Regions from separate parts of the Mus musculus genome. Here region 2 is linked to region 1. The links are chromatin loops, found by intact Hi-C in ENCODE. Cell type or tissue: left cerebral cortex. All regions are shown on one strand.

Region 1 (8,000 bases):
CTGGGAGATAGAAGTTTCTGACCTGGATCTTGGCATGGAGATTTTTAGGCATACTGGCTATGAATTCTAGAAGATTAAGACAGGGAGATCTCTGAGTTCAAGGTCATCTGGGATTAAAGGAGTGGTGGCACATACCTTTAATCTGGGCTACATCTTCTGCTGGAGACCTACATAAGGACATTGGAAGAAGGAAGATTTACTCTCTCTCTCTTTCACCTGCTTGCCTTGAGGGACTGAGCAACCGCTAGATCCTTGGATCTCCATTCACAGCTGCTGCAGACCATTGTTGGGAGTTGGACTACAGACTGTAAATCATCAACAAACCCCTTACTATATAAGACTACCCATAAGTTCTGTGACTCTAGAGAACCCTGACTAATACATATATATTTTATTTTATTTTATTTTATCCTATATACATACACACACACATATAGCTGGTGTTGGTGGTTTGTTTTCAAGACAGGATTTCTCTGTGTAGCCCTGACTGTCCTGGAAGTCACTCTGTAGACCAGGCTGGCCTCAGACTCACAGAGATCAAAGTGCCACTGTTTTGTGTGCATCTATTTGTGAGTATGCCCATGTGCGCGTGGATGCCCAGTGAAGAAGGTGAGAGATCACCTAGTGCTGGAAATACAGACAGCTGTAAGCTGCCAAACATGGGTGCTGGGGACTTTCCTTGGGTATTCTATAGGAGCAGCACTCACTCTTAAGCACTGAGCCACTTCTCCAGCCTCAAGTTTACTTTCTATTATGGTTGGAGTCGCTTTTTCTATAGTTTCTATTGGGTTGTTTACTTTTTTTGTTGTTTTGTTTTGTTTTTTGGTTTTTTTTTTTTTGGTTTTTCGAGACAGGGTTTCTCTGTGTAGCCCTGGCTGTCCTGGAGCTCACTTTGTAGACCAGGCTGGCCTCGAACTCAGAAATCCGCCTGCCTCTGCCTCCTGAGTGCTGTTGTTTTAGTCACAGGAGTAGTACTGAGTATAAGACTTTTGTCTTCTAATCTGACATTTAGCTGCTGACTTTGTTCACATTTCCTACATATAACTTACTTATTTTGAGACAGAGTATCTCTACATAGCCATGGCTTTCCTGGAATTTACCATGTAGACCAGGCTGACTTCTAATTCAGAGATGCTTCTGCTTCCACCTCCCTAGTGCTGGGATTAAAGGCGTGCACCATCCAAGCCTGGCTCACGATTTTTTAAGACATGGTTCTGGACTCAGCCTTAGGTGTGCTAGGATCATAGGTATGGATCACCACACCCAGTTTAAATTTAAAGTCAATGTGATTTCTAAATCACAAAGCCATAGGATGGTCTGTCTTCATCAAACTGTCCTTCCAAACAGCAAGTACTATACTTTCTGAAATTTTCTTATGAGACTTTTAAGGGTTTTTTTTATTATTCCTTTTGAGTGCTGGAATACTGTTTTTCTGGAACCTTTGAGGGTGGAATTCATACATTTTCCCCTCCATAAAGTCAATTTCACAATCACAAGTATTACATATAACATCTTACCAAACTATACACTACTTTTGCTATGTTAAAAATGAAGGTGCATATAAAGCTGGTGTGATCTATAAGAGGATAAGAAAGAGCATGTGTCACTAAGGCTTTGGGAATAGGACCCACATTACTAGGAATCATCTCTAGTGACACATGGGAAATTAAGGTCAAAGCAACCTGACAGATAAGCCAAGCAAGAAATCCTTGTAAAGGGGATTCTATTTTCCAAAATTCAAAGACCATCTACTATAGGAATGGGGAGATGGTTCTGTTGAAGTGCTTGCTGTACAAGCAGAGGACTCAAGTTTTGACCCTAACAAAAGCTAGGTGTGGCAGAGAGCATCTGTCACATCCCAGGGATGGAAAGGCAGGCTTCTGGGTAGTCAATCTAGCCTAACCCAATAGACTGAGGTTTAGTGAGAGATTGTTTCCAACACTAAGGTAAAGAACCAAGGAAAACCCCAACATGACCTCTTGCCTCCATGTGCACACGCACCAACAGCTCACACACAAGGTCGTCTACAGGAAGATGGGGAGGGAAAAGGCTGATCCGAGAAGGAAAGGAGATGGCTAATTCTGCCAAATTGACTGGACCTAGAGTCAAGTAAGAGGTAAACTGACAGGACTACCTGTGAGGAATTTTCTTGATCAGATTATTTTATATTAATATTATATATTAAATACGAATAGCAGCTTCTGGTGGCAGCCAGATAAAAGGCAGCCCAAGGGAAAAGTCTGGGGTTTGCCTGCTTGTCTTCCACAGCACTGTCCAGTTCATCCCCCCTATTCTCAGGTTGCTGTCTAGTTAATCCACCCTGCTGCTACCATTTTTTTGTTATTGTTGATATCAGAATTCAGATTCTTCAGACTTCCAATGTGGAATGAAGACCAGTGGCTCTCAAGGAATGAATCCTCCAGGCACCAGAATGGGACAGTCTTAAACTGCGGAGACATGTAGTCTTGTGGACTGTGTGGCTTCTGAGTTCTCAATCATTCCAGAGTCAACATCTGTACTGTACCATGTACACCAATCCAGTAAATCCAGTCTACTCTTTATTCACTGTCAGCTCTGTTCCTCTGCGAACCTTAGCTAATACAGACATCTCCCCAACTTCATTTCTTTGTCTTAAGTGCTTTCACTGTTTAAGTCAAAAGCTTTATGGTATCATTTTATTATTTACAGGTACTTAAAAGTTAGGGGTTTTTTTATTTGTTTGTTTTGTTTTGCCTGTCTCATTAACACTTCCAGACTATTTTAATCAAATGCTTTTACTTTTGTGAACTAACTTTTTAATGCTAAACTGTAATGGCATCATCAAGTGTTAATTAATTAATAATTCAAAGTCAAATGGACTGTGGTGACTTATTGAGTTGATAAAGTCAGCTGGAATATAAAAAGTAAGCATTTCCTGTCACCATCTTGCCACTGCAATTTCATTCCTGTATTTATAACATGTTAGTCATTCACTTAACTAGTATTTACTCAAGCTCTGTCATGTATGGTGTACTGCTCTATATGTAGAGGCCACTAGTGAAGAGAGGCAGGGTTCCTGCTTTACTGGAATTTAGGTTCTAAGGTTAGTCAGACCGTAATAGTATTAGTAACAGCCAAATCTGACTCAACAAAGTCACTTGCTGAGATAGTTCTAAGCACTTTACAAAGTGATGTAATTACCATGGTAACAATAAAAATAAATCACCCTTACTTTTTGCACAAGGGATGGAAGATAGGAGAGGAAAGATAATTTGCCCAACTGTGCATAGCTAAGGAGGGCAGAACTGGGGTTAGAACCAAGAGAGCCTCATAGAAAATAGATACTTAGTCTCAATACTTTGCCTCTGACCACAAAGAAAAAAAGTGCATGAGGTAATATAAACAAAGAGTAAACCCAACTAGAGTTCAGCATTATGGAAATATAGAACTGGGTGCCATAAAGACACTTTTGCAAGGGAGGAAGTGGGGACCAGTAGAGATGTCAGGGGAAACCTCACAGAGGAAGCAGCACTAAGCTATGCCCTGAAGAACCGAGTTACAGGTGTCTTGGAGGCAGAGGTGAAGAACACAGTCCCAAGTCTTTAAAAACAGATGAATGCATGCCTGAACTTAAGTTGAAAGCCAGCCTGGGCTGCACTGTAAGAGCTTGGCTCAAAACTCAAATGAAACAATGGAATCCTGCCTTGTTGAAAGAAACAGAAATGTCCAGTTGAGTGTATCTTGAGTGTGGTGTGCCTGTGACTAAAGGCAGGCAGGAGGCAGACTGTGTAAGTAAAAGCAAGAGGCTGTTTTATCCTAAGTGTCAAAACCACTACCTGGTAATCTGAAAAAATCACTCTGTTTGTGCAAAACTAGGAAAGTCCCTATGAAAGCAATTACAAATCAAGAGGAAATGACAGTGGCCTGAAGGAGTGTGGTGACAAGCAAAGGAACTTCAGGGTAATTTTCACAATACTGGACAAGAGTGGCAGGTGAACAGGATGTGACGAGGGAAGGAAGAGGGTCTCCATCTTTGGGTTTGAGTCACTAATGTGAAAGCGGTGTCCTTTGTGTGAGGCTCAGGGCAAAAATATGAAGCTTTCACCTTCTACTTGGGGAGCGGGCACATTCGGGAGGGAGTGGGTTCTTTTCTAATTCTCTTTCTTCATTTAAAAGTTCCAAAGGAAGGACAGAAAAGAACGGAAATGTTCAATTTTAGGAGACCCTTCCACTTGAGATAAACTGGAGAACAGAATCCTCTTTACCGAGCATCGGCCGTCCCCAAGATCTCAATGATGGGGCACAAGACAACGTTGGCGAAGCCATCTTAATCCCATCTCGTGCTCCTCCTGGCAGTTAGGCCCACTGCTCCATAAATTGTCACTATCGTAAACGCTCACAAGCATCTCCCCTCACGCTACAACGCTTAATGCATATAGCTATATATCTATATATTTATATATCTTAACAAGCAATGCGACTATAACCCTTGCCTTCAAGGCTAGTGGTTTCGCAGGAATGGTACCTTTGGAAAGCTCGTGGCTGCCCCCGTACTTATTTGCGCCTTCTTCATATCCACTTAAGTGACAACTCTAGTCCCTAGGCTGCGGGGTCTACTGAGGAGCAGGAGCCGTTGGGTCGGTCAGTTGGCAAGCTCTCCTCACATCTCTCTTGCGAGACGCGGACCGGCTCCTGGCGCCTCCGTCCTCGCAGAACCGCAGCGAACGAGTCTGGGAGGGGGTCGGGAAAGGAAAAGACGCAAGAGAGATTAAGTAATTGGTTCGCAAAGGAAAAAAGATGATATTTGGGGTCGACTATGAAGCACCGGTTTCAAACGCCCGCCCCCTAAGCTGCCTTGGCTCCGCCCCTAGGCAACGTCATTCCATCTTTTTCCCGTGTCTTTGCTGATTGGTCACTGCGTCAGCCTGTGAGAGACGGTTTAAAAAAAAAAAAAAAAAAAACACACACACAACTCCGGAATTGCTTCCGGGTGTGGAGTTCGCATCTTCTCCACAGCCATTGGAAGTGCGAAGGTTTTGCTTCCGGGTCTCAACCGAGCCCCTGGTGTAAAAACTGGAAGCTCTGCATTTTGTTTCCGGTCTTGGGCCTGGCGCCCCCGGCGCCGAGATTTCTGGGAGCTAAGGGTCGCATTGGTTCATGAGTGAGTTTCGGAAGGTGCTGCGTAGGACCCCCGCCAGAGTGAGCAGCCGGGCATGGTGGTTTGTGGTTCTTGTGTGGGTGGCACCGGGGAGCCGAGTCGCCGCCGCAGCCCGTGACGATCGTACAGGCCGCGGTGCAGGGATGGTGGTCCGGAGCTGAAGCCGAGCCCGGGGCGGTCACCGGTGCAGCGCCTCAGACACTGAGAAAAGCAAAGGAGGGTGGGATGGGGAGAAACTCCCACTTCACACACGATCTGTGTGAGCAGCTGCTTAAGCTAACGGAGATTTAGTAGCCCTGCAGTTAGGCTGCAATTCTTATTTGACAGCTAAAAATGGCAAAGGTTCTCTTGTAGCCTAGGCTAGCTTCGAACTCCCGATTCTTTTGCTTTCACCTCCCAAGCTCTGGAATCACAGGAGTACCCCCATCATACCCAGTTCAGGATGGGTTCTTGATACTTGGTTGGGTGGAGTTCCGATTTTCTGAGCATCGCGGAAGTTACAGCCTTGATAAATGTTGTGGTAACTGCTTTAGAAGAAAATTGAGTCAACAAGATTCTGGGGTAATGGTTGCCCATGTAAATGTCACTGGGGACTTTAAACAAATTTTAACATAATAAGTTTGACTGTGACTTTAAAAGAAATTTGTTTTTTATTGGGTTCTTTGCTGTAGTGTGAGGTTTCTGGTAGAACAGCAAATCTTGGCCGGACAGTTACATTGTGAGATCCTATAATTAAAAAAAAAAAAAAAAAAGAATAAATTTTTTTTAAAAAAGAATAAAATAAAATCTCAGAGAAGCTAGTGCTAGTGGGATAACATTTTTTTAAGTCATTTATTTTAAAAGCTACACTACACTGTTGTGCAAGATCTGACATCATGTATGGGAATCTCATAATACTATAGAAATGTCGGCATTCCACAAATGACAGAAACGAGCTAGAAGACTTGCCCAGGGCTACCCAGCCAGAACAGAAGCACTAACTCAGATCTTCATAGTAGTTATTTATACTGAATAAGAGTTGCCTAGTAAACACCCTGAGTTTCATAATTCGGATTTTTAGGAACTTGTGTTGAAGCAAACTAAGCAATTTTGGGGAGTTTGAGAAGGATTTAAGAATAGATATTTTTGAGTTATCTGTAAAATGAAAGTATAACTTAAATTCACTTTTGCCGAAGACTAAAAGATGACAACAGCAGCCAGGCCAACTTTTGAACCTGCAAGAGGTGGGAGAGGAAAAGGAGAAGGGGATTTGAGCCAGCTCTCCAAGCAGTATTCAAGCAGAGATCTTCCCTCTCATACAAAGATAAAGTACAGGTAAGAAGGCCTTCATTTGTCTTGTTCACAGAATGGGACCAAGCCTCTCTCTATATATATGTATGTATATATATGACTTATGGTCATGTCTAAATTATAGTATTTAGGTTACTGATCTCCAAAGAGAAGTATTTCAAAAAAGTTTACAATAAAATTACGCCCTACAGGTAAAGTTGCTAGACAGTCTTCCAGCATAAGTTCCTTTGAACCAGGAATTGCTATGTGTAGATGAAGCACTCATTAGTCATGATAATCACATCAGAGAAGACGGAGCTGTAGTGAATATGGAAGTGTTGCTCTAACAGCCCTTGAATTGGTGGACTGTTTTAAAAAGCCGAAGACATGGGTTAGAGAGATTTCTCAGCAGTTAAGAGCACTGCTCTTCCAGAGGTCCAGAGTTCAATTCCTAGCAACCAGATGGTGGCTCACAACCATCGGAGGGGTCTGATGTCCTCTTCTGGTGTGTCTAAAGAGAGCAATGGTGTAGTCATATACATAAAATAAATAAATCTTTTTTTTTAAAAGCCAAAGACATTCTGTTGTAGGCAATTGTGTGCTTTAGTTTGTTGTTCTAGTGATAAGGAACACTACGAGTGTATTAACCCTCAGATTGGGATATTGTCTTATCTTCTTCCTTTTTGTTGTTGACAGACAGTTACATTCTGGATTGTCTTAAATTGTTGAAGCTATATAGGTTCTTTTCCTTGACAAGTGAGGCCAACATTTTTGACGTGTTTTGTTTTGTTTTTCCTACTTAAGACAAACCACACAGGATGCCCCTGAAGAGGTTCGAAACCGTGACTTCAGGAGAGAACTGGAAGAGAGAGAGAGAGCTGCTGCAAGGGACAAAAACAGGGACCGCCCAACTCGAGGTACCCGTACTGTCCGTCATGTCTGTCTCAGTTGTGTGCAGAAACTGTGTGTATCCTGGTAATTGGAAATAAGTAGCATTTTTGTGAGCTGTATCTCTTTGATGAATGATTAGAGATGAGAATGAGGTTTGTTCCAGTCCCATGCATTGATACTATCATGCATTGATACTAGGCCTTCTGTCTGGGACACCGAATGTAATTGAAGAGTTTTGAGAGAAGCATCAGTTATCCTTTTTGTGTTTCTACTACATGTGAGCATTGGGTAGGTCTCCTAAGATGCTGTGATCTGCATTCTCACTAATTCATTTCGTGTAAACCAACAAATATTTATCAAAGACTTACTTGCCAGTCACAGGGTGGATCCCGGGTGTCACTATGCTTTGTGTGGATTCTTTTTGCCCAAAGGTTTCTAAAATGGTTTTAAAAATTTAGTACTTGGGCTGGAGAGATGACTCAGTGGTTAAGAGCACCACCTCTTCCAGAGGTTCTGAGTTCAATTCCCAGCAACCACATGGTGGCTCACAACCATCTGTAATGGGGTCTGGTACCCTCTTCCAGTGTGTTAAAAGAGAGTAATGATGGTGTATTCATTAAATAAATAAGTAAATAAATAAATAAAAACCACTCTAGTACTTATTTCAATATGCTAAGTAAGTGTTTGTTTTCTTCAGAGCATA
Region 2 (8,000 bases), 650 kb before region 1:
CCTTGCTGGAGAAGATAGAAACAGAATCCCTCCTCCCCTTTTTAGCTAACATGGAAATTGGAAATCAGTTTAAAATAGTGAAGCTTTGTAAAGTGCAAGGCTAAAACTAAAATTTAGGACTTTACAGTATTCAGCCCTAATCAGACATACTCTTTATTCCATAACTTTATTTTATAACTTAAATTTTTTTTGCAATTGTATAAATTAGTGATTGAGTCTCAGTCCCAGATCTGTAGTGTATTGATCTAATGAATTGATACTCTTTAAACGTGGACCTGTCCAGAGGTACTATGGTGTGCTGTATTGTGCTTTTAGCCTGTTTGCTGCAGTTAGCATATCCCAGTGAGGGTCATATAGACTCCAGTTTATCATGTATTAATAGCCTGTGAATATTACAGTCATTTTTAGAGTATATTGGTCTAAATATGCATTTTCCGATGAGCCTGTTAAGCTGGTCACATGTATAGATTAACAAAATACTGTACCTGTATACATCTGACTGTTGGCATTTTGTACTTTTTTCTAAGCCAATATTTCACAATAAAATATGCCGAAAGCTTTGTGTTGATTCTGCTGTAATGAATGACTGTGATTTGGATGGCAAAAAACACATGTGTGCACGCTTGCGTGCACACACGCACAAATACTAAGTCCTGGGGACCACAAAACTTGGCCTCAGTCTGAAATCGCCATGTTGGCAGGATAGTCATGAATAGGAGGAGCTTGTCATGCCCCTGCCTCCTCCCACTCAGTTCCATTCTGTTCACTAGGTGATCATCTTCCTTCATAGCCCAATGAACTTCTTGAAATCTCCGCTCTTTGCAGTGTATATTGTGTCATTCTGTTGTCTGCATAATCTCCCCACTTCACACTCTTAGCTACATCTGCAAAGCCCCAGAGGTTCGTCTGAGTGCCGTGTGTCCAGGTTTAGTTAGGAATCCCATTATGGACATTTTGGGGTGAGGCACTGAGCATACTGCAAGGATCATGGTTTCCCCTCCTCCCAGTGAAGTCCTAGCTATGAGGGAAATGACTGGGACTGAACATTACAAGGACGCCCTAGCTGGTTCAGTCTGCCTGAGTGAGATGGATAAGCTGATCTGAGCATGTCACTATGAACGGTTACAGAAGATAAACCAATGGAATGAAACAGTCAGTGAATTTATGTATGTAGTTACAATGCAGACAAACACAACCATAAAACTTACACAATAGATTTTGAATATTGGTTATTTTATTATCTTCCAGTATTGGTAATGATACAATTATTCTTTACAAGTCTTTGTGACTCCTATTAAATACTTGGTTTTGATTCAGCTCATGAAAAAAGATGGATGGATTAAAGGTGTGCACCACCATGCCTGGCATGCCCCATTTTTGTGATAGAGCTTAATAAAGCTACACAAATAGCATTGTTTATGCCTGGAGTCCTGATACTTGAGAAACTGAGGCAGGAAAATCACAAGTTTGAGGCCAGCCTGGGCTATGTAATGAGATCCTGACTAAAAAGACAAAGCACTGACACCAACAGCCCCCATGAAATTATACTCAATACATATGTGTTCACTGAAGAAAACACGCACAACCAGTATTCAAGTAAGAAAGTAAAAAGACATCCACGGCTTGATTCTGTTCATCTTCCATTCATGTCTGAGTAGTGGCCATCATCATGCTGCAGTGTAATTTGGTTCCTGTTTCTCGATCATAGTAGAGGGAATCACTGCTATAAAAAAGTATAGGGCTGGACTTGAGATCTGCGGTAGAGCACAGGCAATCACTTTCATGTGCCATGTGCCAGGTCACTGTGAGGAGTCAAAAGTGTGCAAAGATCTGCAAGCATCAGATTGTTGCAGGGAGTGCAGAGTCTGCAAAAGATGGAATTACCAAAGGAAATATGATGCAACTGTGTTCTGTAAACTGCAAAAGTTCAGCTTTCCACACTTGCTGTGACTCCTGCCTTGTTTCTGTACTTGTTCCCCCTTTTATCCCTTTGTTCGAGCTTCCATCCTGTTTCCTTTTAAATTTTAAAAACAATACTCATTTTCTAGTTCATTAAGTGTTATCTGTAAGTCTAGTGCTGCATAAACGTACAATAGATCAGATCTACCTTCCTATTCATACTGTATTCAGTGCAACTTGGCTGGCAGCTCCATTTAGTTGTCTAAGCCTCTTAAACATATTTTACTATTTTAACCTGTGTGTGTGTGTGTGTGTGTGTGTGTGTGTGTGTGCCTCTCCAATGTGAGCCCTAGGATTTGAACTCAGGTTGTCAGGTTTGGTGGCAAGCACCTTTTCCTATTGAACTATCTTGCCAGCCTAAGCCTCTTAAATTTAATGTCCAAAGTTGTGTCCTAGTGCTTAGAAGTACCCAAACAGTCCAAGTGGAAGCCCCTCTTGATGTTCTCACCCTAGATGGAAACAATTCAATTTGTTGGGGCTCAAATCTTCAGTACTGTCCCGGACTCTTTCTCACACTCTGACCGTTCTTTCAAAATTTCTTCCAGCCCTAACTTCATAACATAACCAGAATTTAACTACTCTCCCCATCCCCTTCCATTTCCTCTGGTGACACTTCACTGTCATCATTTCTGAGAGTAATGTCTCCAGTGTTTTTGGACAATCAGGACAGCTAGGGTTGGAGAGGGCCTGCTCTGGGGATCAAGGGAATAAAGATTGGTCTCCTTCCCACATTCCAGCAAACAAAGCCTCCACAACCAAGAGCTGTTAGTAACGGTAGCTGCACGCCTGCATAACGAAGGGCTGTTAGGAAAGGTAGCTGCAAGCTCAGGTTGAGATCTGATCTCAACCTTAAATTAGTGTACCTTAAATTGGTGGCCTGTTAACAACACTGATTCTCATGGTTTTACAGGCCATGTACATGATGAAGGCGCTGGCTGATTCCACTTGTGGAGAGAGCGCCCATTCTCAGGTAGTGGTTTCTCATCACATCTTCAGATAGTGGCAAGTCAAGGGAGTTAGTTGTCTTCTCATATCTCAGGCATGGTCTAACTACACCCCCACCCCCACCCCGCGAACGCCCCCTCCCCCTTTCTGCAGTCATCCCTTGGAAATCCAGCAGAAGGATTTCAAAGAGATAAATACAAACACCTCTAACTGGAAACCCCCAGAATGGGTTTACATTTCAGCTGCCCAATAGCCCAAACACCTTGACTTTAAAACAACTTGTATAAAATTACAGGTCACGCAATGAATCCTGGAGCCATTTTAAGCTTTCTGAAAATTCCTACCAATGTCCACCAGAGGGAGGGCTCTGCTACCAAACCATGCTATCTATGCAGTGGTTTCCTTCTCAGCCAGACCAGCCCTAGGACCTGCTTCAGTAAGAGCAAGCCTAGTTTTTGGTTGTGAGCCTAGCCTTTAAAAGCTGAGTCATCGCCAGCCTAGTGAATTTATAGTTGAATGTTTTCTTATACATGAGAGTGTGTTTCCAGAAATGGTTAAATTTGGATAATTCCATCATATCCCCCAACTCCCAATCAAGTCAACTGATTAGCTCAATAAAAGTGACTTTGAAAGTATCATTTTCTCTTTGGTTGAAGTGCTTTTGAATTCAGAGTTAGTATTTTTAAAATTTCTTTAAGAACATCACACTGGGGCTGGTGAGATGGCTCAGCAGGTAAGAGCACCGACTGCTCTTCCAAAGGTCCTGAGTTCAAATCCCAGCAACCACATGGTGGCTCACAACCATCTGTCACGACATCTGATGCCCTCTTCTGGAGTGTCTGAAGATAGCTACAGTGTAATTACATATAATTAATAAGTAAATTTTTTTAAAAATCACACAATATTTGAACATTTATTTCACTTCCAGTGGTCCCACTAATGCTTAGAGTACAGTGTGTATTTTTGTCCTTTATGTACACCCAAATATCCCTGTTCTTATTGTGCTGGAGGGAAACCCAGGACCTAGCAGACCTGAATTAGAAGTTGCCATCTCCAGCAAAGGCAGTATGCTCTGTGGAAGTGTGGCATGGATAGTGTGCATCACTGTGCTTTTCTGTGGATGCAGCCTAGTGCCATCCAACACACAGCTTGGGCAGCCAAGAAGATGCTCCCATGCTCCCAGTGCCCTCTGCATGAGAAGTGGCATGCTTTGAATCAAGCTGTTGCTTGAGTTAGATGAACGATTCTCAACCTATAGGGAGGGAGTCATTCAACCTTTGAGGGTTGGATGACCCTGGGCACAGCGGTCACCTAAGACCGTCCTGCATATTAAATATTTACATTACAATTTCACAACGGCAAAAAAGACAGTTATGAAGTAGCCGTGAGATAATTCTATTGGTTGGGAGATCACCACAGCATGAGGAACTGTATTAAATGAACACAGCAATAGGAAGGCGAGGGCCACTGCCGTAGATGGTTCTTAAAGGGTCATTGTCTTATGCTTGTTTCTTGTTTTTGCTTTTCTCTATATGGTAAAGCTTCCCTTAGGCATTGCTAATAAGACAGCCTTAGAAACCAGGAATCTTACAGACTGGGCTTCTGTTGCAAATTCTTCTTGTGTTGTTGATTTTTAATGCAGCCCAAATGACTGTGCCTCCTTTGCTATGTGAAAACCTATCAACTATGGGCCAGGATAAGCATGTCAGTTTTCTCAGATGAAATCTTAACCTTTTTTGAGTAAATGTCCAGTGTATAGGCATACTGTAGCAAATGTTCTAGTGTGTTAGCGCTCTGAACAATGCTCCTGGCATGTTACAGCTTGTTCAATGGATAACTTAGATTTCTGGAAGATAGTGAGTTAAACTCGAAATAAGGGGTGGGCCAGATGTGAAGATGGAGCTAAGGCCCTTTGCTGTCTAATGTCTAGTGTGTCTTGGTACCTCGTGACTTTCAGTCTTATATATTTTTATAAGTGATATGTATACACATATTCCTACAATGTTAGTTCACACATCTCTTCAAATGTTTCCAAAGGTTTCTTAGCCTACCAACTAGCATCCTGCCAATAGCCACAGCCCTTCTCCAGCTAGAGCATCTGCCATCTCTCTTCATTTTACTATTTTGGCTTGGCTTGTACCAAAGCAAGGAGACTTAGAGCAGTATTATTAAGTTTTACTTTGTTTTGAGGCAGTTCAGGTTATTGGCCTTGAACTCACTGTAGGCAAGAATGACATTAAACTACTGATTCTGCGGCTTCTACCTTCTACACACTGAGGTTACAGGTGTATGCCACCATGCCCTCACCCATATTCCTGTAACTCCACCTTGGTCTGTCATGGGTTTCTTATCTGGGGTGATTAGATGTGTGTCTCTCCAGAAAATGTCTTGTCACACAACAATGTCATACTCTGTGAAATGTAAGTCATTATCCTGATGTGTCTATTATTAAGCACTTGACATTTTCAAGAAAAATAGACCATTTTAGGAAACAGAAATGGGAACATGGTGTGATCTGACTGTTCAGTAGGCTTGGCATTTGTTGATCTGTGGTGCTATCTGACTTTTTATGGAAGAGTATGCACAATTTTAAAGAATAGTTTATGAATGCTGTGCAGCTTATAGTGTAGACAGTATCAAAAACTAAAGTGAACTTTAATGTTTGAAATCTATATGCAAAACAATATTAAAATTTTTAAATTAGTGCTGGTGAAATGCTCAGAGTCCTTGCAGCTCCCCCAAAGGACCAGAGTATGGCTCCCAGAATGCACTCTGGGCAGCTCACTTACTCCCCTGTTCTATAGCTGCAGGAAATCTGATGCCCTCTTCTGGCCTCCACAGGACTCCACATGGAGATGTGTGTGTGTGTGTGTGTGTGTGTGTGTGTGTGTGTGTGTGTGTGTGTGTTCAGACAGACACACACACAGATAAAACACTAAGCAAACAAACAAACCCTTTCAGAAAGAGTAGCAACCTCACCATGCCAGAGTAGTTGCAAATGCCAGCTTAGGTTGTGGGAGCATCACACAGAGCTTCTCTATCTCTGGCTGTGAAACTGGATATCCTGCCCAGCATTACCACCCACAGTTCCTTCAGGGCCGAGCGGCAGATGTGATGGGTCTTAGAAAGTCACTGAACAATGAAGTAGCTCAGTACCTAAGAAGACACGCAGAACACGTTGTTGCCGTATTTAGTAAGTACCAGTGGAACTGAGGACCATGGGCTGTTTAAGCTGAGTGTTCCTGTCCCTGGCTTCCAGGGGCACACCCAGAGCTGGAGTTCTTTTCACTCATCCACTGGAAACTTCCTAATGGCTTTGAATGTTGATCTTAACCTTCTTTATATGCATTTCTACTCGCATTTTCATTTGACAGCATGGACCAGAAATCAAGCCCTTTTTCTGCTGTGCCTGGGATTGAGCCCAGGGCTTTATATGCACTAGTCCAGCATTGTACCAGTGAGTTACAGACTGGTAGTAAAAAGCTAGCCTTTCTGAATTTGTAAAAGACACAACTGGCTCTCAGATGTACTTTGGTACTTTTGTTGTCAGCACAATGCAAACTGGATTCTCACCAGTGTGTGAAGTATGTTAGCTGTCATTAGCAGGCTCAAAGAGTTTTACAAGTGGGGATCAGCATGAGTTCACCTCCACAGACACCTTGCAAGACTCAGCACCTCAGCATAAGGACCCTCGGAGGGTGGGAATGAAGACCAGGACTGAAGCTGAGAAGAGCATTCCACAGCCTACAGCAAGGCCCCAAAAGCCTAAGTATGGCTGAAGTGAGAGGCCGCCAGGGAGCGGGGGGCGTCATGGAAGTCCCACACAGAACAAACACAGGCCCTCAGCCACTTTCCCAGGCATGATGGCAGATAGGAGATGCCAATAAATACTTTAGAAGAGAGAGAGTGGAGGTAGAGCTGAGATAAGATGCTGCAGAGGGGAACGGCAGGGATGCAGCTACTGTAGAGTGCAGGACCCAGGAAAGATGGAAGGATGAGCTGGATGAAAGACTGATGAAGTCTTAAACTATTTGGAACCTATCAAGGTAGCTATCTGGAGTCTTGCTCACTAGAATAATTAACTCAAGACACTCTGCAATTAATGATGACAGACATGGCTGAAGGCCAGAGTGAGTCAACATGGGAGAGATGGGAATGCCATTACATTTTACAAAGAGATGGTGAGATCTCTAAGTTTACTTATCTGAACTCTCAGCTAAACTAGAGTTACTCAGTGTGTTGTGTTGAGTCATAAGTGTGGAGGGATTTTAATCCTGTAAGCACAGCAGGCAAGGCAGGAACTAGAGAGGTTGTTAATGCATTATCAAGCTGCCGTAAATATGACACACAAGACAAAGCACTTTATTGTGCTCATGGTTTCCCAGGCCTGTGTTCGGGCTTCATGCTCTTCCATACAGCCCAAGCTAGGATGGCTTCTACTTGCTTCACAACAGCTACAGGCTCAGTGGGGAGCTGTGAGGCATCTGGAGCAAACCCAGTGTACTGGCAAGTTTTGTGTCAACTTGACACAGCTGGAGTTACCACAGAGAAAGGAGCTTCAGTTGAGGAAATGCCTCCATGAGATCCAACTGTAAGGCATTTTCTCAATTAGTGATCAAGGGGGAAAGGCCCCTTGTGGGTGGGACCATCTCTGGGCTGGTAATCTTGGGCTCTATAAGAGAGCAGGCTGAGCAAGCCAGGTGAGGCAAGCCAGTAAAGAACATCCCTCCATGGCCTCTGCATCAGCTCTTGCTTCCTGACCTGCTTGAGTTCCAGTCCTGACTTCCTTTGGTGATGAGCAGCAGTGTGGAAGTGTAAGCCAAATAAACCCTTTCCTCCCAACTTGCTTCTTGGTCATGATGTTTGTGCAGGAATAGAAACCCTGACTAAGACACCCAATAACAAAAGACAGAATCACCTAGAAGCATCTTTACACAGGCATAGAAGCTATTGGGGTGGCATTAGGACTTGGTTCTGATGGGACTGCCAATTAGAATTCCTACGTGAGGTCTTTTCATGTAGTTTGATTTTCATGTAATGGTTGACTTGTCCAGAAAACAAAAGTAGAAGCTTCCTGGCTTCCAGTGTGTGTCATA

The links. A loop is a pair of places that touch in the nucleus more often than their neighbours do. Peaks named below come from ENCODE experiments on the same cell type or tissue, not always from the same donor. Only the 100,000 strongest peaks of a DNase experiment are listed, where the experiment ranks them.
Region 2: a loop joins it to region 1, with 4 times the contacts of the local background. A loop is called at or near these places in 6 of 42 quality-filtered maps.

The regions. Positions count from the first base shown.
Region 1 is chr9:14,495,604-14,503,603 of GRCm38, forward strand. Kdm4d (lysine (K)-specific demethylase 4D) reads right to left here and starts at 4,879. Exons shown (of 2, transcript NM_173433.2): 1 at 4,505-4,879. Cwc15 (CWC15 spliceosome-associated protein) reads left to right here and starts at 5,016. Exons shown (of 7, transcript NM_023153.3): 1 at 5,016-5,178; 2 at 6,313-6,451; 3 at 7,211-7,323; 4 at 7,995-8,000. The coding sequence starts at 6,321. In left cerebral cortex, no CTCF peak of the experiment used is centred here; DNase peaks (open chromatin) are centred at 4,960 and 5,500; H3K4me3 peaks cover 1,955 bases; H3K27ac peaks cover 943 bases.
Region 2 is chr9:13,845,963-13,853,962 of GRCm38, forward strand. Fam76b (family with sequence similarity 76, member B) reads left to right here. Exons shown (of 10, transcript NM_176836.4): 10 at 1-579. Among named protein-coding and RNA genes, the nearest start is that of Fam76b, 22 kb to the left of the region's middle. In left cerebral cortex, a CTCF peak has its summit at 3,256 (motif pointing right); DNase peaks (open chromatin) are centred at 2,852, 3,293 and 6,005.